Linked DNA regions of Homo sapiens: region 2 is linked to region 1. A link is a loop called in an ENCODE intact Hi-C map of the cell type or tissue named here. Cell type or tissue: heart left ventricle. All regions are shown on one strand. Links, peaks and the distances in the headings refer to the core of each region. The heading gives the core; the rest is flanking DNA.

What was found. Peaks named below come from ENCODE experiments on the same cell type or tissue, not always from the same donor. Only the 100,000 strongest peaks of a DNase experiment are listed, where the experiment ranks them.
Region 2: it touches region 1 in a loop (1.9-fold over the local background); 8 of 110 quality-filtered maps call a loop at or near these places.

Annotation. Positions count from the first base shown.
Region 1 is chr7:35,871,145-35,881,816 of GRCh38, reverse strand. SEPTIN7 (septin 7) reads right to left here. Exons shown (of 14, transcript NM_001788.6): 5 at 9,051-9,151; 6 at 8,042-8,176; 7 at 1,877-1,994. Among named protein-coding and RNA genes, the nearest start is that of SEPTIN7, 75 kb to the right of the region's middle. In heart left ventricle, for the core only: no CTCF peak of the experiment used is centred there; no DNase peak of the experiment used is centred there; H3K27ac peaks cover 2,728 bases.
Region 2 is chr7:35,818,988-35,829,659 of GRCh38, reverse strand. The region is part of intron 1 of SEPTIN7 (septin 7); the gene reads right to left. Among named protein-coding and RNA genes, the nearest start is that of SEPTIN7, 23 kb to the right of the region's middle. In heart left ventricle, for the core only: no CTCF peak of the experiment used is centred there; no DNase peak of the experiment used is centred there; H3K27ac peaks cover 1,064 bases.

The sequences.
Region 1 (10,672 bases), core at 1,889-9,888:
AAATTATCATGTTCAAAATCACTCCAATTCTAAACAGAATACAGACATCCAAATAATTTTCAACTACCTATCCTTATTTGAACCCATAACAAACCAATGGCTAATATACCTAAACCTAGCTTCCCTGTCTATACTTATATTTTGGTGCAACTTTCTTGGCAAAGGTTCCCAGCAGCTATAAAAGGACCCTGAACAAATTGTGTTACATGGTTACTATAGTAGACAGAAGTAAACAGAAGTAAAATTGTCACTGAAAAAAAATAGGACCACACTTCTTTTACAATTAGGGTACGTACCTATATTTAAAAAAAAAAAAAGAATAAACAAGGAATTGACAAATACATGATGACGAGAAAAATGAGTAATAGTAGCTAGCTCTAAAAGCAATGGTTTTAGTCAGAGGTTGTATATTAAAATGACCTGAGTACAACCACCAGGATGTGACCAATTTGAAAGAAGAGGTCACTTCATATTCATCTTTTTTACCTTTATCAGTAAAAATCCAAATCGAAACACATAATAAACAAAAAGAAATGTATTATATGATAGTGTTTGAAACTTAGAAATAGCACATTACAAAACAAAAATGGGAATGGGTAAGTGTAAAACACAAAAATACTAGATACAGTAAAAACAATGTACTAAAACTTTCTGAAAATTAGTATGAATTTAGCACAACTTCAAAGCAAATTTTAACAGGCTTTTTATAACAGGTTTCAAGGTATTCTGAAATTCATATTGAAAAAGGTGAAAAACAAAGTATTTTGTTACAATAGGACTATATGGACAATAGAGATAATTACAATCTACTTTTAAATATTATATAAAGCTGCTGTGGTTTAAACAATATACTACTGGCCTTTGGACTACTGGAATAGAGAAAGGTTCCAGAATTGACCTTACATTTCATAAAATGTAATATATAACGAACCAAACACAATTAAATTAGAAATATGTGTGACTGTGTAACTCAATATTATTGAGACAACTAGACGTGAGTCTAGAAAAACAGTTTAGTGGCCTTCCAGCTAGCTCAGTCATACAGCATGAGACTCTTAATCTTAGGGTCATAGGTTTGAACAATAACTTAAACTATAAATATCCCGTAAAGTGCACTGAAAACAAAATTAGTGCACTGAAAACAAAAATAAGCAGCAAAAGAGAAAACAGAAAAAATATTGTGAAAATGAGAGAGAACTAAATATCCAGAATAAAAAGAACCCATATCAATAAATACGGGTAATACCAAGTACTACTGGTCAAAAAGACAAAGGATTTGAGCAGATGTTTACAAAAAGGGGGAAAAAAATGACTTTGTTTTTAAAATGTTCAGCCTTTCGGGAAAATAAAAGGAAAAGACAAAGAAATGATTGGTTACCACTTCATTCCAAAAAAGTTTTCAAAATAAAAATAACAATGCTGGCAAAGTCACAGTGAAACAGATGTACAAATTTGTTTTATTGGGAAAGCACCATGACAAAATGGGGAGTGGGGAGATAAAGACCCATAAAAACAATCATAGCCTTTGAAAGAATAATCCACTTCCTGGGAATTCATTCTAAGAAAATAATTCAAAAAAAAAAAAAAAAAAAAGAAAAGAAAAAAAAAGAAAAGAAAAGAGAAAAGAAAAAAGAAAATAATTCTAAAGAGTATGGGGAGAAATTGTCTGTGTGGGGGTGTTATTACAGAACACTTAAAACAGCCATATTTAAAAACTGACAAAGGCAGAAGATTGAAGAGTTATTTCTAATACAGTATAAATGACAATATAGTAAAGCAGTAAGAGGAATGGATTGCAACACATTATACTAAAAATAGTAAAAACTGCAAATTATGAGAACGGTATAAGAAACCTGGGTTAACACATCCTGCTCACCTGTTTTTTAAACTGTTGGCATTCCTCTGGTGTGAGTGTGTCTGCTTTGGCAATAAGTGGGATGATATTCACTTTTTCATGCAAACGCTTCATAAACTCAATATCCAATGGTTTAAGTCTGAAATACACAGTATTTAATTTGACTGAATTGATCAGTTTGGGAGAACAAGATTCTTCACATCCCCAATGCTAGTTAAATACAATGTAACTACTTTACTTACTTATCAGAAACACTCTGAAGATGTATTAGGCCAGCAAAAGTTAGGTAGAACAGGACTTCAAGAAGCATTGGAGTGGCTAAGGCTTTGACTCCTGCCCTTGAACCCTGGTCACAGGGTTTTGGCCCTAAAGAGGAATTGGAAAAACCAGAAAGGCTCCTAATAGAATTTCCTAGAATTATCTCTATATTTATTACTCAAAATTTACAAGGTTTTTAATTTTTTTTTTTTTATTTAATTTTTTAAGACAGGGTCTCACTCTGTTGCCCTGGGTGGAGTGCAGTGGTGTAATCTCAGCTCACTGCAACCCACCTCCCAGGCTCAGATCCTCCCATCTCAGCCTCCTGAGTAGCTGGGACTACAGGTGCACACCACCATGCCTGCCTAATTTTTGTATTTTTTGTAGACACAATGTCTCGCCAGGTTGCCCAGGCTGGAGGATTTTTTAAAAATGAAAAATGGTAGTCCTCTTCCAACTCCACATTCAGTTCTTGCTACCAACTATCTTTCTCTGACAAGATGCTCACAAGATAATCTTCAACATCCCTTTTATTCATTACAATCTGGCTGCTGCCTCCAGTTTGCCTCTGTACTTTCAAGAAGGTGACTAAATACTTCTATCATGGTGCTTACCATTACTTATTCTCTCACAAGCTCTTCTTCCTTAGGATACTTTTCAGGATCCTCTTAGTAAGCTAGTCCCTTAAGAAGTACATTCTTTAGAATTCCCTACCAGGCTTTCTCTTCTTACTCTACATTCAGTACAATTATTATGACTACAATAGATTTCAATTATCTTCAATTGGTCAACTGACTTCCAAATCTTCATAGACAGCTCATATCTCACTGTTAAGTTCCAGGTTTGTGTTTACCCAGTGGATATGCTACCTGGGTGTTCCATGGGCTCCTTAAAATCAAAAGCTCATCTGAACCCCCATTTTCCCTCTTCTACGCTTCCTATCTCAGTGAATGGCATTACAATCTTCCCCATTACTCAAGTGTGAAACCTAGGATTCCTCCCCTCCTCTAATCCTATTCCTATATATAGTATGTGTATAGATGTGTGTATGCATGATGTATGTATATCTCCATTTCCATTACTTTAGTCTAGGCCACCAAGTCCTTTGGAATGAATAACTATAACATGAATCATCCATACTGAAGTCAGAGTGGTCTTTCTAAATCCAAATCTTATGGAGTTATGACCTGACCAAAAATCTTACTAAAGGCCAGATGCCTTAACTAGAATGGCCCACAAAGCTTGTGAAGACATAGATTCTCAAGCTAACCTCATCTCTTAGCATTCCTGGCCTTTCTTTCGCCTCCTACTTCCAATGTGCCAGCCTTTCTGAATTTCTTACAATTCCTTGAAAGCATCATACTTTGACATCTGGCCACAGGCTACTACCTTAGCTGGAACACCCTCCTCCATTCTCATCCTCCTTCTCCTTGGCCTGGCTAATTCCTATTCATCCTTTAGGACACTGGCTTATGATCCAATTTCCACTGGGAATCCTTCTCTAACCTTGAGACTAGGCATATTTCTATGTGCTGACAACACTTAGTGTGCTGTACCATAACTGCCTGCCTGCATACAGATGGGTCCTCACTAACTATGGTTCCACTTAACAATTTTTCAACTTTCTGATAGTGTGCAAGCAATACGCATAGAATAGAAACCATACAACCATTCTGCTTTTTACTTTCAGTACAGTATTCAATAAATTACATGAGATATTCAACACATTATTACAAAATAGGTTTTATGTTAGATGATTTTGCCCAAATGTAGGCTACGCTATTAAACGTATCTTCAACTTCAACAGGTAACCCTGTCCCAAGTTGAGGAGCATCTGTATTTGTTTCTCCCATCTTCTCACTGAAATACCCTCTACAGCGAGGGCCTTATCTCAATTTATCTGTATCCTCAGCACCCAGCGTGGTATCTAACACTCAAGAAGGTGCCCAAATATTTGTTGACAAAAAAAGTAAGCTGCTGTGATTTTCGTTATGTCCTTTAGTAATTCTAAATGAGAACCGAAGTCCTCAAATCTGGAATATATTGTGGACTAAAATTGAATGTTTCACAAGAATAAATGAAGATACTAGAAATATTTTGCAAAGGACTACCATTCTAAAGTGGTATTCTTTAACTTTTATAAAAACATGAGAAAAATGAAATAAAGGTCTCATTCTGTTAATAATTTTATTGACATACTAATAATTGAATTGACTGACATTTTAAAATAAAGAAAGAGAAACATATATATTAAAACTGGGGGGATTAGGGCCCTAAGACTAATAAGATAGTCCAGTCCTTTTTACTAACAAAGATTACTGTATATACTTTACTGTAGTAGTAAGGCTGACAGGCAGAAAGACAGAGACAGTGAGGGGGAGAAAGCAAACATGGAGAATTAAGATAGCTGCCTCCTATTCTAATTCTCCTTGTCTTAAATCCCCTGAAAATTGACACTGGCATTCAGAGAATAGGGAGCACAACGAAAAAAGTGTGTGTAGATGGAATAACCCTGTTTATATTATCTGTAAACTGTGTTCTTGCCTCACTAGTGTTAACTAAAAGAACCTATCCATTTTTATTTATTTATTTTTTTGACAGGGTCTTGCTCTGTCACCCAGGCTGGAGTGCAGTGGTGTAGTCATAGCTCACCATAGCCTCCAATTCTTCCACTTTGACTCCTGGGTAGCTAGGACTACAGAGTGCACCCCCAGGCCCAGCTAATTTTTTTTTCTTTTTTTAGTTTCACTCTTATTGCTCAGTCTGGAGTGCAGTGGCACAATCTTGGCTCACTGCAATCTCCGCCTCCCGGGTTCAAGCAATTCTCCTGCCTCAGCCTCCTGAGTAGCTGGGATTACAGGCATCCACCACCAAGCCTGGCTAATTTTTGTATTTTTAGTAGAGACGAGGTTTCACCATGTTGGCCAGGCTGGTCTTGAACTCCTGACCTCAGGTGATCCACCTGCCTCAGCCTCTCAAAGTGCTAGAATTACAGGTGTGAGCCACTGCGCCCAGCCTCAACTAACTTTTTAATTTTTTGTAGAGATGGGATCTCACTATGTTGCCTAGTCTGTGGCCTCAAGCAATGGTCCTCCTGCCTTGGTCCCCAAAGTGCTGGGATTACAGGCGTAAGCCATTGCATCTGGCCTGAACCTATCCATTTTTGAAAAAAAATTTTAAGTTTTGCTTCTTTTCATTAATCATTATATAAAACACTAAATATAAATGCCATGAAATATTCAATCTCAGATTTCTAAATTGTTATGGTTTTTCAATTCATATTCATGACAAATTTAAACTGCCACTACCTTATTAAGCTGTTATGTCAGATATAAGCCTGCTTATCAATCCAGTGACAAAAAAGCAGAGTTCAGTTAATCCAAAATTTTAATAAATCTTAAGGGCATTTAATATAAACTATTAAAATCCAAATAACAAGATTTTATATTTAAATGCAAAACAATACTTGCTGAGTATTTATTATAATATCCCAACTTCTAGAAAGAAAGATATTTAAAAATAAACATAACAAGGAAATTAGGGAAGTCAACTTCTTAAATATAACCAAAGGGTCAAAGAACATTTAAGTCAGTTTAAAAATTAAACTTTAGGAAAAAAGGTAAACCTTGTAAAAGTCCCATTAAATTTCAGAAGCCTACAAAATGTCAGCAACAGAAAACATTTAGTTCACATGTATATTACATTCTGGTTGAATTTTTTCCTCTGTCCATTTAGTTTTATATTGGCTGGTCTTTTCATCAACAAATTTAGTTTTTAAATCTTGTTTTTAAGCAACAGAAAATCCTTTATCGTTTCTAGAAGATAAACCCATACTAGAGAGAAAAGACTATTTAACCTCAAAGTCTACAGCATAATGAACAACCACAGGGCAAATGACAAATTTTTTTTGTATGTATGTATGTATGTATGTATAAGAGAAAAAATCCTTCTGTATAAAACTCACTGGATGACACCAATTTTTCTAAAAGTGGTAATCAATACTAGAAGGATAAAACACCATTTTAAAATTCATGTTCCAAGTCAGTTTTTTATTTTAATAACAATTACAAAATACTGAACAATGCAAATGAAGCAATAATAGCTGAAATCATACATTAGCCATGCATGCAGTTCATACTTGGTAGAGGGAGGTAGGAGGCACTGAAAGTACACTGTTGGACCAATTTATAATTATCTAAAAACAAATCCCTCCAAAAAGGGAACCCAGGGACTACCCAGACAAGACGGAAACGCTCTGATTCATCTATTAGACTGCATGGAATTTCAGTCTGTAGTGAGCAGGATATCTGGAACTCTATACATAAAATTCTGTGTCATATTCCTTCACTTAATCCACAATATCATGTACCAAAGGGCAAAACTTTGCTCCATTTCTAAAAATAAACTGAGAAATTGTTCAAAGGTACATTTTTATATATAAGAAATAGCAATTTTAAACATCTTACCCCTTGTGACAAATAAGAAATGGCACAAAGCCACTACATATCATTTGAATATAAAAATTTGTTCTTTTAAAAAAGCTCTCATTTCCCATGCAATTTTAGGAAATAAAATTTTCCCCAAGGGGATGGAAGGAATGTGACTTCATGAGAATTACTAAACTTGGAGAGAGTCCAGAAGATCTAAAATAATAAAATTGGTTATAAGCTGACAAGTTTTATTGACTTAAATGCAGGTTAAGATTTCACTCTGCTGGCTTAAAGGAAAAAGCCCTGACAAGTTAAACGAGAATGACTTAAAAATACAAATTCAAGTAGCTACACAAATACTCATAAAAGGTTATATAATATGTTGTATTTTTGAGATTACTTTTTTTGAGCCTTTTAAGTCAGAGTCAGTTTAGTGATTTAAACATGTAAACTGAGAGTACTGTAAAAGAATATTAGACATAAAAGAAGAAACATCTTTACTCCACTACAATCTGGCAGTGCAAACATATAAGTATATAATTAAGGCTCCCTTATCCATCTAGAGTGATAATGGGCATTGACCTATCTATAAAAAAGTAAAAGAGAGCAAGAAGCCAAAAATAGAAGAGAAAGGTATACTTGAAGGAATTGGTTTACACTACTGTAATGTGAGTGTTAGATAACTTAATGCTATTTAGCCTGATGCTACTACAGTTCTTTTGGTGGAGAGATGGTGGAGTTATAATCATCAGGTGGCTGAATTATATATACTGAGTTACTTACCCAAAGGAAAAGACTGAGGAAGAATAACTGGAAAATTCTGCAGTTGTCAATAACACATATATGTACTCAAAATGACAGCAGAAGTACAAAAAACAAAAAAAGGGAGTACAGGCTAACTATAACAAACAGAACAATCAGATTAGATTAATGTCTAGATTCTTAGGTCTTAAGTCCTAATAAACAAAAGATTAGTACTGACAATATGATACCTGAACAACACGTCTATGACAGCTAAGGTGAAACAGAAGCCAAATAGATTTATTGTAGAAAGAAATGGCACAAGAAAACATTGGCATGCAAGTGTTTTTGATAATCATTTCTATGAAACTTATAATAAATAGCATCTTTGGATTTATTTTGAATATGTCTAACTGGTATGGCTGCTTCTCTTTATTTGGTATTTCTATTAGTAGCAGAGTGGTCAACATGAAAGCTAAATTTGCCACATTGAGACCTCAAACCATGGTGGCAACACTGTTTATTTCATGAAGCAGGGAAAATCCTTATGAATGAAGAACTAAGGAGTAAAATCACTGTTAGCTTATATAGGACTTAAAATGGCTTTTCAACTAAGACATTTCTACATGAAATTTAGTACTTCATAATGGCTATAGTTGTGTGTACTTCACAAACTTAAAGATTACTAAAGTATGCACATAAAGGTAACAGTAAGCAACAACAACAAAAAAGGAATCAGAAGTATCAAGGTACTGACCCATGTCCTGAAGGAGCAATGAAGTATAAACAACACTGCACCCTGTTATCAGGCATCTGACGTCTGTTCACTCGTGATTCTGCATTTAGGTAGTCCTCAAATTTACTATCAATGTAGTCGATAACAGGCTGCCAGCTATAGAACGCAAATAAACAAAACAAGCTGCAATTCTACATATGAATTAACTGATGACTGTTAAAGGACAATAATCAGTATTTTCAAATGGGCAAAATGAATTTACCAGTAGAAGATATGTCAAGTTATTCTATATATTCAAAAATATAAATTATGTTGAATAAATATTCATTATTCAAAACTTTCCAAATGAAAGAAAATAAACTATTTACTGTCGAAACACAGCTAAATATTAGCATATTATTTGCACTAATAAGTGTATTAATAACACACTTCATAATATGAAAACAATTATATGCAGTTTAAAATTTCAAATGAGAGATTACTTTAAATAATAAAAAAACTTCATGGTGAACTTGGGAGTTTTAAGAGTTGACAGAAAATTACCTCAAAAACAATGTGAATTCAAACAAAAATAAAAGTATTATTTATAAAATACTAAGATAATTACTTCAGACTAAAATTTCATAGTTGTTTTCTTCACTTAGGACTTACAGAAAAACTGAAAGTCTAAATATCAGGTTTAAATTAGGATTGAGATAGAATTTATACAAATGAATAAAATTAAAGTGAACAGTTTTAAATTTCTTACAATAATGAGAATTCTTCTATTTACCTATGTTATTTTAGAATATGTCTTAAAAACAATTTTATGATAGGTATTATCTCCATTTTATAGAAAAGTAAATGGGTTCAAAGAAGTTAAACAACTTTGTCAGATAAGTGGCAAAGTTGGTATACAAACCCAAGTCATGTTGCTTGAAGTTTGGTGACCTTTGCTAAGATGAGAAGTTTTAAAATGTTAAGAAGAAAAAGTTTAACCACCCCAGTACCCCAAATGCACTGCAAAGTTGTGAGGACAAACCCTTCTTACCAATTACTATTATCCACTGCATCTCCAAATCCTGGGGTATCAACTATTGTGAGCAGCAACTGAACACCACCTTCTTTGATTAAAACTTTGGATTGTTCCACCTGTAAGAGTAATTGGTGCAGATGTTAATATCATACATTACATCAGTGATTTCCTACAAGGGGTGATGGTAGGGACGTTCGAGTTTATCAAAACCAACTGGGAAACTGTTAGCAAACTAAATCTACCTACTACCACATTACCTTTAGAATTGATGATAGCGGGCATTGGAAATCCAGATTATTTGAAAGAAAAGCATATATACAAATAGTCTGCCAATCTCTTGGCAAATTCATACTGGGTTTATGACTCATACTTGGTATAAAGACAGACAGAGGAACTGATAAAATAGTGATCACCACTAAAGACATGTAATACTTATATAACTTAAATGTGCATCTAATAATACAAATAAGCAGTTTGAGTGATTTAATAATTCACAGAGTTCAAATGTAATTAATCAGAGAAGAACATCTAATCTACCATTTACAGTAAATGTCTTCCTGGACTATTCTCTATCAAGTTTGGCCCCAACCACTCACTCAAATAAACTTACTATCATTCCTTAATCTTTCTCAGCATGGATGTATTACCCTTGTATTTATGTTATGGCTAGGATCCAATCCTTTTCTCAAATGTGATACTCCACATTCTGGACAATGTAATCAGCAAAAGTCCAGACAGTTTTTATTTTAAAAAAAAGTGTATTCTGGTAGGGTGAAACCTTACTAACTGATTATTGGACTTAAATGATAACAACAGTTCCTGGAACAATTTAAGACATTCTGTAATCTCAAGCTCTGTATCAGAAGATGTATTATCATTCATCCTGGGCATATGCTGCTGTTAAATGCAAAATATCAGTTTTCAGGAACCCAAGATAAAGCAAACACGGATTCAAATGAAAAGGGAATAATTCCTCCAGAAAAAGACAGGCTTTCTCCTGATAACACATTTAATAAGGATAACAAGTCCTTATTAAGGCTAGAGGCTCCAAGTATGCTGATAAGCTAATTTACAAGACAAAAAGTTTGGGACACTTTTAGAGATAGCCTACTTCCTTTTGGCATGTTTTATAGATGCTACCTGATGCATGAAGAGACTAACATGCGGAGACTAAGATTGCTGAGCAAGAAAAGTCTGTAGCCACACTATCCAATAACACTTTCTGAGATGATGGAATTGTTGTGTATCCACACTGCATCTCCAAATCCTAGGGTATCAACTATTATGAGCAGCAACTGAACACCACCTTCCACTTGTCCATGTGGCTACTTAGTCCTTGAAATCTGACTACTGCAAATGAGGAGCTGATATTTAATTTTATTTAATTTGAATTAACTTAAATAGCCACATATGGCTAGTGACTACCGAATACACAGCAGAGGTCTACAGCAATCAAGAGTTTTCTGTTAAAAAAATTTTATTATGAGGAATAAAACTTATTAAAACTGAAAAAAATTGCCTGAGATGTGGACACACATGACTTATCTTTTAGAGAAATGAGATGCCAAATTCTTATCTTTTAATGTTCTTTAAACTGCTTTGATCCTGATATAAACTATCAAGTGAAAATTTTGCAG
Region 2 (10,672 bases), core at 1,419-9,418, 52 kb after region 1:
GCTACTGAGAGCAAGTTGCACCAGTAGTTTCAAAGAATACAGTATTTTAGACTGCACCTTGAAGGAACTCATCAGATAAGAGGTATAACAAAAATGACTCAGGGTCTGCCCTTGTCTCTTATTCACTGCTTTATCCTTAGCAACAAGAACAGTCTTTGGCACACAGTATTATTTTAAAATTGTGGAAAGCGGGAAACCATTCCAGGCAAAGGGGTAGGCCCTAAAGTGGGGATGAACTTGGTATTTCCAAGAGTAAAAAGAAAGCCGAGACAGGTGGATTGCCTGAGGTCAGGAGTTTGAGACCAGCCTGGGCAACATGGTGAAACCCCGTCTCTACTAAAAAATACAAAAAATTAGCCGGGACTGACAATGTGTGCCTGTAATCCCAGCCATTCGGGAGGCTGAGGCAGGAGAATGGCCTGAACCTGCCTAGGGGGTGGAAGCTGCAGTGAGCCGAGATCGTGCCATTGCACTCCTGCCTGGATGACAGAGCGAGACTCCGTCTCCAAAAAAAAAAAAAAAAAAAAAAAAGAAGGTCCATGAACTATAATGAAGTGAAGTAGTGGACAAGGGGATGAGTGATAGGAAATGAGGTCAGGGAGGCAAGCAGGGGCCTGATCATTTGGGACTCAGCCAAAGTAGGAAGTATATGGATGTTATTTTAGGCATGATAGGAAGACACTAGAGAGTTTTTCATAGGCAAGTGACCTGATTACTGTTTTAAAGATAGCTCTCAGCCATCCAGAGCGGTTCATGCTTGTAATTCCAAACTTTGGGAGGCCAAGGCGAGAGGATTGCTTTAGCCCAGGAGGTTGAGGCTTCAGTGAGCTGTGATCATGCCACTACACTCCAGCCTGGACAACAGAGTGAGAAATTTCATGGTTGGTTGGTGCTGAAAATATAGATTTAGGAATCATCGCCATGCAGATACTATTGAAACAGGATTGGATTCCCAAAGACAGACTATAGATAAACAGGAGGTCGGCAGGGCACGGTGGCTCATGCCTGTAATCCTAGCACTTTGGGAGACCAAGGCGGGTGGATCACAAGGTCAGGAGATCGAGAACATCTTGGCCAACATGGTGAAACCCCATCTCTACTAAAAATACAAAAATGGGCCGGACTTGGTGGCATGTGCCTGTAGCAGTCCCAGCTACTTGGGATGCTGAGGCACAAGAATCGCTTGAACCTGGGAGGCAGAGGTTGCAGTGAGCTGAGATCGTGCCACTGCACTCCAGCCTGGGCAACAAGAGAGAAACTCCAGTCTCAAAAAAAAGAAGAAGGGGGTCGAGGCAAAGCCCTGGAGCAGAGAAAGATCAGTCAGTGGAGACAGGAAGAAAACCAAGATCATCTCAGGGATGGAGGATTCACTTAACTATGCTGAATGCTACAGAGAAAGATACCATTACAGAAACAGACATACTGATAAAATTTGGAAATAAGGTCACTGGTAACTTAAAAAATAAGAGCAGTCTCAGTAACATGGTGACAAAGAAGAGTAACTAGGATGATTTACAGTAGACAATTATTTGCATGTAATTATTATAATAAATATTTTTTAAAATAAAATTATTTTAAACATTTTGTCAGTTCCCCCATATGACTGATTTCCCAGAGGGAGAGAACCATGTCATATTCATCTCTATGTTCTTAGCAAAGTGCTGACACACAGTAGATATTTTAAAAATCTGAATGACTACTCTTTCAGGAAAACATCTTCTGAGGAAGAAACTCTGTACAAAGATAAAACATGGGTTTGGCTAAAAACATATCATCCCAAAATTCGTATAGAAGTGTCCTATCAGATACAAAAATATGGCTCTGAAGCTACCTAGCACAAATACTATTTAGAAAATATACTAATAATTTGGCCAGGCATAATGGCTCCAGCCTGTAATCCTAGCATTTTGGGAGACCGAGGCAGGCAGGTCTCTTGAAGTCAGGAGTTCGAGACCTGCCTGGCCAACATGGTGAAACCCTGTCTCTACTAAAAATACATAAATTAGCTGGGCATAGTGGCGCACACCTGTAGTCCCAGCTACTCTGGAGGCTGAGGCAGGAGAATCACTTGAACCTGGGAGGCAAAGGTTGCAGTGAGTGGAGATCGCGCCACTGCACTCCAACCTGGATGACAGAGCAAGACTCTGTCTCAAAAAAAATAAAAAATTTAATACTGGTCGATTAAAACATATAGACTTGTCATATCTCATAAGAATTTTTCCATACCCTAAATTCTAAAATCAACCATAGTCTGTAATTCAAAAGACTTAACCACCCACTGATTCTTTTCCTGCACAAATGTTCACAGTGCCAGTGTGAAATATCTCGGGATAAGGAACATTATTTATAGATGTGAGTGATACAATTGTGGCATTTATAAGTATGTATAAATAAAAGCATATTCACCCAAGCTTCTACAAAAATACCCCTAGGTCTTTAAAGTATTCCTTGATTTCAAACATTAGTCATTTAAGAAGAAACATTTATCAAATAATCTTTTCTAAAAGCGTATCTGCTAGATATGCTTTACAAAATCTTTTAGATGTTAAATCTGTATGTTAAAAGCATAGTTAAGAAAAATCAAACTACGGTAACTCCACTGTTTGATGGAAAAATCAACTTAAATACAATATCCGGTAACTTAGTTCTAACCTTCCTTCTAAGGTTACATTAGTTCAGCACAAATATATTCAAGTAACAGCACGCTTCAAACAAGTTCTAATAGATAGATTACTGAAATTCTTTAAGAATTCTTTACGTTCTCTTGCCATTTGTTCCTATTCCAAAGTTACCCAAATCTTGCTATCTAAAATGCCATTACCATTTTTAAAACTCTGAATACTAATTTTCAACAAATTTTCCAGTAGATAAAAATTTTCCAATAGGAAAAAGCAGCAACTTATTTTGAAAACTATTAAATATGCTTTTTAGTAACAAAAAATTGATCAAGGGGAGTTTGTAACAGAATGGATGCCTAATAAAAATCAGAATTTGAGAAAAACAACCCTAGAAGGAACTACAAACCTTCAACTTCCCAATATCATTACAAAATGAGATGTTTAATAAAAAACTAAAATGACTAGGGATTATAATGCGCACCTCAAATTACCTTAACACACCCAAATTCTATTTGCAGTTTAAACATCAAGCTACAAAAATCCAAGGTTTACATTAGTAACTTTGTATTTCAAAAATAGCCATTGATCTTTTCTAAATAACTCCAATCTGCCTCCCTTTGGATTTTAAAAAATATATATATATATAAATATACATATATATAGCATATTGTTTTACACACTGACGAAGTATGTTTCTCCTAAAGTGTAAGTAATTCTAAATATGAAAAACAACCACAGACTACAAAAGGAAAAGATATTAATGCAGAAGTTTACTTCTCAACTCCTTAGTATTCCTAACAAAAGCCTTATATCATACACAGATATGTGTCTGGTACTTGCTTAGTCAAATTCCTACCATCTCTCATACAGCCTAAGGGAAAAGTTAAAGAAATTCATTTGCCATTTAAATGTTTTAAATATTTTAAGTATAACTGGTCTAAAAATGCCTAGATTCTAGATTTAATATAATATGAAAACTAAAATATTACAAGATTACATAGGCATGTCCTAAATATCAGTTTTTATGTTCCTCATCCCTCAACTATTTTAAAGGTTCATAACCTATTTAGCATGCCCCCAGCTCTCCTCTTTTTACTGATATGAACAACTGGGTACTGACAGAACCAACTTTTATTTTCTTAATCCTATTCTGGATTCTCAGTTAATCTGTTAAAAAGATTCTAATATTTAACTCTATAAATACATACAAGAATGAGATAACTTAAAATTTAAATCAATTTTTCTTTGCTCTGAACTTAGAGTTCAGATCTTAACTTCCTAGACTTACCTCATTCCTTCACTCATTCATTCAACATACTTACAATATGCCAAGCATATATGTGTGTTCTAGTAAACAGGAATATAAAAGCTAATAAAAACAAGATCCCTGCTCAAGAAGCTAAGAATCTAATAGGGAGGTGAGATAAGCTAGAGGACAATTAAAATAATTCAGTGATAAATGCCCTGATACAGGAAAGCACAGAAGGATATATAAGAGCAAACAAGGAAGGGTGTTTCATCCTATCCTGGGATCAGATCCTTTAGATACTGAAGGACTGACTAGTAGACCTTAATTTGATGACAGATGAGGGTGGGAGCTGGAGAATATGGGTCTCAGTCAGTTGAGTTATTAACTGCAAAGGCCCAAAAGCAAGAAGAGCGTATGGTTCCTTATAGGAACTACAAACAGTTCAATACAACTCATTTTTAGGATCAAGGAACTATAGCTTAGGAAAGTTAAGCAAAAGTCAGATGAGGAAGGACTTTGTTGGCCATACTTAGGAACTTAGACTTCATCTTGAAAGCTTAGGAAGAACACTAAAGATACAAAGAGGAATGCACAATCACATGAATTCACATGCAGAGTCACATTCATACTTTAGAAAATTACTACTGACAAGAATATTGATGATGAACTGGAGGAGAAAATGGTAGTAATCCCCAAGAGCTGCTCCAGCTGCTCAGGGGAAAAATAAAGGCTTGAACCAAGATAGAGGTAGTAAGGATAAAGAGAAATATAGGTTAGAACTCTACTAGCCATTAAGGTAGCCACTAGCTACATGTGGCTACTGAGTACTCGAAATGTAGCTAGTCTGAATTAAGATGTGCTGTAAGTGTAAAATATCATATTTTAAAGACTTAGTATAAGAATCAAAAATATCTTATTAATAATTTTATACTGATTGCATGTTGAAATAAAATTTTAGATATCCCAATTACATAAAATATAAAACTAAAGTTAGTTTCACCTGTTTACTTTTTAAATGTGGTTATTATGAAAGCTTAATTACATATGTGGCTTGCATCAAATTGCTATTGGACAATGCTAGGTTAGATATTAAAGACATGAAATGACAGATCTCTGTAACTAACTTGTAGAAGGGTGATAAAATTCAGATTTCTTAATTTGGGCTTGAGCAATTAAGATGAATGGTGAGTACCAACTGTTAAAAGTAGAAATCATCTGAGTTAAGGTGGACTTTGGGAAGACAATGTCTAGTAGGCAGTTGTATATATAAAGGTTAGAAATGCTAGAAACATCTAGGTTAGACAGATAATGAATATCTTAAGTAATCAACATTTAAATGGTATCAAGGCCATGGATATGAATCCAAATACAGCATACAGAGTAGGAAGCAGGCCAAGAAGCAACACCAACATCCCATCATAATCACCTAAACAAACCTAGGAAAAGCTGAGAGAAAAGAAGAATCAAAGAGTTCCCAGAAGCATTTCAAAGGAGGTCAACTGTAGCAGCCCCCTCAAGAAGTGGTTAACTATACCAAATGCTCTGGATTGGTCAATCTAAGGATACAGAAAAATCTACTTATTGTCATTGGAAACCACTCTCAAAGCTGTATCAATGGAAAGATAGGGGAAGAAGGCAGACTGGAAATAAATAAGCAGAAAAAAAAACTACAGGAGGTGAGTATAAGCAATTTTTTTTAATGCTTATCTTTGAAGAGAAGAACAACAGGATAGCAGCCAGAAAATACAAGGTCAAGAGTTTTAAGCACTTAAAAAAAAAAAAAGGCAGATGGTTCTATTTGTGTGAATGCTAATAGAAAACACCAAGTAGCAGACAAAGTTAAGTAAGGACACAGATAACATTTATGGAATGAAGGACAGGATTTTCCCTAAGTACCAGATATAAAACAACTTGAAAATCCCAAAAAAAAAGAGAAGAGAAGTAGGGGATTTTAAGAAGTAAAGATGTGAAACAGCAACCATAAGAATAGAGAGAGAGACTAGGAATACGTAACAGCCATCCAAGCAATTTTGTCCACCTGGTTAAGGCTGAAGACCATAAATCTTTGACTGTATCCCTGAAGCCATGTGATCTTTTCCTCCAGTAGCAATCCATAACTTGAGTACAATAAAATTGGCTGTAGGAGTCATTTGAAACTTGCTTTGCAGGAAGGGTACACAAAAGTACAAGACCAAGAGAGATGACAAATACAGATGAAGTAATTCAGTGAATGAAAATGGAGAGGATCAAGGATGGAAGGCAGGAAGTAAAGAAGACAGTAAAAAAATAAGTTGCTGGGCACGGTGGCTCATGCCTGTAATCCCAGTACTTTGGGAGGCTGAGGCGGGCAGATCACCTGAGGTCAGGAGTTCAAGATCAGCCTGACCAACATAGAGAAACCCCATCTCTACTAAAAATACAAAATTAGCCAGGCGTGGTGATGCATGCCTGAAATCCCAGCTACTTGGGAGGCTGAAGCAGGAGAATCCCTTGAACCTGGGAGGTGGAGATTGCAGTGAGCCAAGATCACGCTATTGTACTCCAGCCTGGGCAACAAGAGCGAAACTCTGTCTCGAAAAAATAAATAAATACATGTAAGTTATGGTTAAAATGGACTATACAATTAAGATTTTAGAAGTGGAACATAAGTTGCAGATGATAGCCCCACAGGGTTATTATTTCTTTTTTTAATATTTTACTTTTAAATATTTTTTCTTCCCACCCATTCCTCCATAGGGCTATTAAAAGGATGGCTCTCAGATGAGACAGAGAGAGAAAAAAAAGGATGGCTCAAGCACAGTCAAGAAACTGAAGCTAACTTACTGAAAGTGTCTTACACATGGGCCAAAAATGTCCCAGAATGATGATGGAGCTTGGAGCAGAAAGAAAAATTGAGTGTTAGATGTCATCTTTAATATTAGAACAAAACAGGGGTGTGGTAGCTGAAAATTTTAAGAAGGGGTAGAAAACATTGCTGCTAAACAGTAAAACTGTAAGGAAGCAGGGTTCTTTTTGAAGGAGAATGGCCTAGAATCTAGACCAGTGTTGTATCATGGAAATATTAGGTAACCACATATGCAATTATAAATATCCCAGTAGAGGGGTCCCCAACTTCCAGGCCATGGACTGGTAGCGGTCTGTGGCCTGTTAGGAACTGGGCCGCACAAGAGGAGGTAAGTGGCGGGCAAGCAACTGAAGCTTTATCTGTATCTCCAGCCTCTCGTATTACCGCCTGAGCTCTGGCACCTGTCAGATCAGCGGCAGCATTAGATTCTCATTGGAGAGTGAACCCTATTGTGAACTGTTCATTCAAGGGATCTAGGTTGCGCAGTCCTTATGAGAATCTAATGCCTGATGATCTGTCACTGTCTCCCATCACCTCTAGATAGAACCTCATCTCTTAAAAAAAGAAAAAAATAAAATAAGTATTAGGCTGAGTGTGGTGGCTCACTCCTGTAATCCTAGCACTTTGGGAGTCCGAGGCGGGTGGACTGCCTGAGCTCAGGAGTTCAAGACCACCCTGGGCAACATGGTGAAATCCTGTCTCTACTAAAATACAAAAAATTAGCCAGGTAGTCCCAGCTCCTCAGGAAGCTGAGGCACGAGAATTGCTTGAACCTGGGAGGCAGAGGATGCAGTGAGCCAGGATGGTGCTACAGCACTCCAGCCTGGGCGACAGAGCGAGACTCTGTCTCCAAAAGTTAAAAAAATAAAATGAGGCCAGGTGTGGTGGCTCACGCCTGTAATCCCAGCACTTTGGGAGGCCAAGGCGGGTGGATCATCTGAGGTCGGTCAGGAGTTCGAGACCAGCCTTGCCAACATAGTGAAACCCCGTCTCTACTAAAAACACAAAAATTAGCCAGGCATGCACCTGTAATCGCAGCTACTCAGGAGGCTGAGGCAGGAGAATCATCTGAACCCCGGAGGTGGATGTTGCAGTGAGCTAAGATCGTGCCACTGCACTCCAGCCTGTATGACAGAGTGAGACTCCATTTCAAAATAAAAATAAAAATAATAAAGTGAGTACTAGTGCCCAGTACTGGGTGATGATGTGGAAAAAGAGACACTCTCCTACATGACTTTTGGAATATAAACTTAAACCACTTACTTAAAGGGCAATTTAACCATGTGGACCAAAAACTGAAGTTTTTATTGTCTTAAATTCAACAAATTCCACTTCCAGAAATGGATAGTCTTGAGAATCATACATGATTAAGATAAAAGAATATTCAACAAAGCACTGCTCATAATAGTAAAAAATTGTAACAATTTTTGATGAGTTCTAAAGACAAGTGAAACTAAAATTGTATTACAGTACCTCCATGTATTAAAATACCAGGCAGCCATTAAAAGTAAGGTTTTAGAAAAATATGCATGGACAGATAATGATATATTGACTAGAAAAACATTCTTAAACACTTGTCACAGGAGAACATCAAAGAAATTGGTGGAGTAAATACTTCAGAAAATTCTGCTTCATTAAAAGCAAGGAGAAAACTGACACAAACTGTTCAAATCAACTTAACTTAAAATTCTGGAAATTAACTAAAAGCTTGCAGGAATCCAGGTAATGCTGATTCAAGACAAGGGGCTGAGCCTTGGTAAAAACAGCAGCTCTTGCATTTTAACTTGCCCATTGTCATCTCTCTACCTCTACAGTAGCCTTGAAAACCATCAGCACACAATCACAGTAAAAACCAGCAGCCTAGTGGCAACTGGAAAAAAACAGAACAATCATGGAATGCTTTCAAAGCCTCACTCTCAAACTGCTGTCATTATTTGATGTGTCTGGTAGTCCCTAAAGGCCCACTCACAAGTGACCACTAAGATAACCAAGCAGAGATTTCAGTGACAACATATGGCAAAAATTAACTTCACAGAATTAGTTCGAAAAGGAACTAAGCAAATAACAAAAAGCAACAACAATAAACCCTGCAGAGAAGGGAGAATCTGATTTCCAGAGCTGCCACACTGTATTATTTGAAATATTTAAAATGTCTAGTATTCAAGAGAAAAGTATGAGCCTTGCAAAAAAAACTCAAAACTGCATGGCCCATGTACAGGGGAAAAAAGCAACAGTCCCTGAGAAAGCCCAGACATTAAACAAATACTTTAAACCTGCTATTTTAGATATGTTCAAAGAACTAAAGAAAAGTCTAATAAACTGTCAAGTATGAAAACAATGTTCATCAAATAGATAATATCAAAAAAGATAATTTTTTAAAAATTCTGGAGTTAAAAAATATAATAAATAAAAGTATTCACTAGAGAAGCTCAACGAAGGATTGCAGCTTGCAGAAAAAAGAATCACCAAACCTGAAAATGGGTTAAATAACATTAACCAATTTAAGTAAAGAAAGAAAAATGAACAGAGCCAGAGACCTACAGAACAAAATCAAACATGAAGTAAGGGAGGGAAGGAGAAAAGGGGTGGGTTTAGGAAGGAAGGGGCAGAATGTATATTTGAAGAAACAGAACTGAAAACTTCCCAAATTTGAAGAAAAACATTAGTATCAACATCAAAGCTCAACAAACTGAATAAGATAAAATCAAAGAGACCCACACATAACCAAACTGTTAAAAACCAAAAACAGAGAATCTTGAAAGCAGCTTATGAGAAGCAACTATATGTATAAGAGACTGTAAATAAGAATAGCTGACATCCTATCAGAAACCATGGAGGCCCGAAAGCAAAAGGATAACATATTTCGAATGTTGAAAGAAAAAGACTGTCAACCAAGTGAGCTATGATGGTGCCACTGCACTCCAGCCTGAGTGAGAGTGAGACCCTGTCTCAAAAAAAAAAAAAAGACAAGATGTAGAAAACAGCAAAATTACAGGTGTAAATCATATCACTACTTAGATTAAATGTAACTAATGTATTTTGCTGTTTCAGGTATAATAGGACTCCAATCAAAAGGTAAAGAATGGCTATGTGGATTTTTAAAAGTAAGATCCAACTATGTGGTGCCCACATGAGACATGTTTCAGAATCACAAACACAAACAGATTGAAAAAAAAGGACAGAAAACAAGAGAGAGCTGAAGTAGCTACACTAATATCAGAAAACACAGACTTAAAAGACATATTGTTACCACAAAGAAGGATATTTTATACTGACTGAAGGACCAATCCATTGAGAAGATAGAACAATTTTAAGCACGTATGTCCCTAATAAAAGAGTCCCCAAATTGCACAAAGCTAAGAAAATGAAAGGTAAAAAAAACAACTGAACAGTAATACCTGACCTTCAACACCCTACTTTCAATAACGGGTAAAACAACTAGACAGATGATAAAGAAGCAGAAGACTCAACAACACTATAAACCAACTAGACCTAACACATAGCTGTACAACATTCCACCCAAAAACAGCAAAACACAATCTTCTCAAGTGCACATGGAATATTCTCCAGAAGAGACCATATGTTAGATCACAAAACACGTCTCAATTTAAATGGGCTGAAAATCATACAAAGTATATTCTTCATCCACTAGAGAATGAAGTTAGAAATCAACTGCAGAGAAAAATCTGGAAAATTCACACACTTGTGAAAATTAAACAGTACATTCTTTAATAATCAATGGGTCAAAAACTAAATCACAAGGGATACTGGAAAATACTTTGAGATGAATGAAACTAAAAACACAACATACCAAAATGTATTGAATGCAGCTAAATCAGTGCTTAGAAGGAAATTTACAGCTGTAAATGCCTATATTAAAAAGAAAGATCTCACATCATAACCTTCCATCTCAAGAAACTAGAAAAAGAATAAACTAAACCCAAAACAGGGAAAACAAAA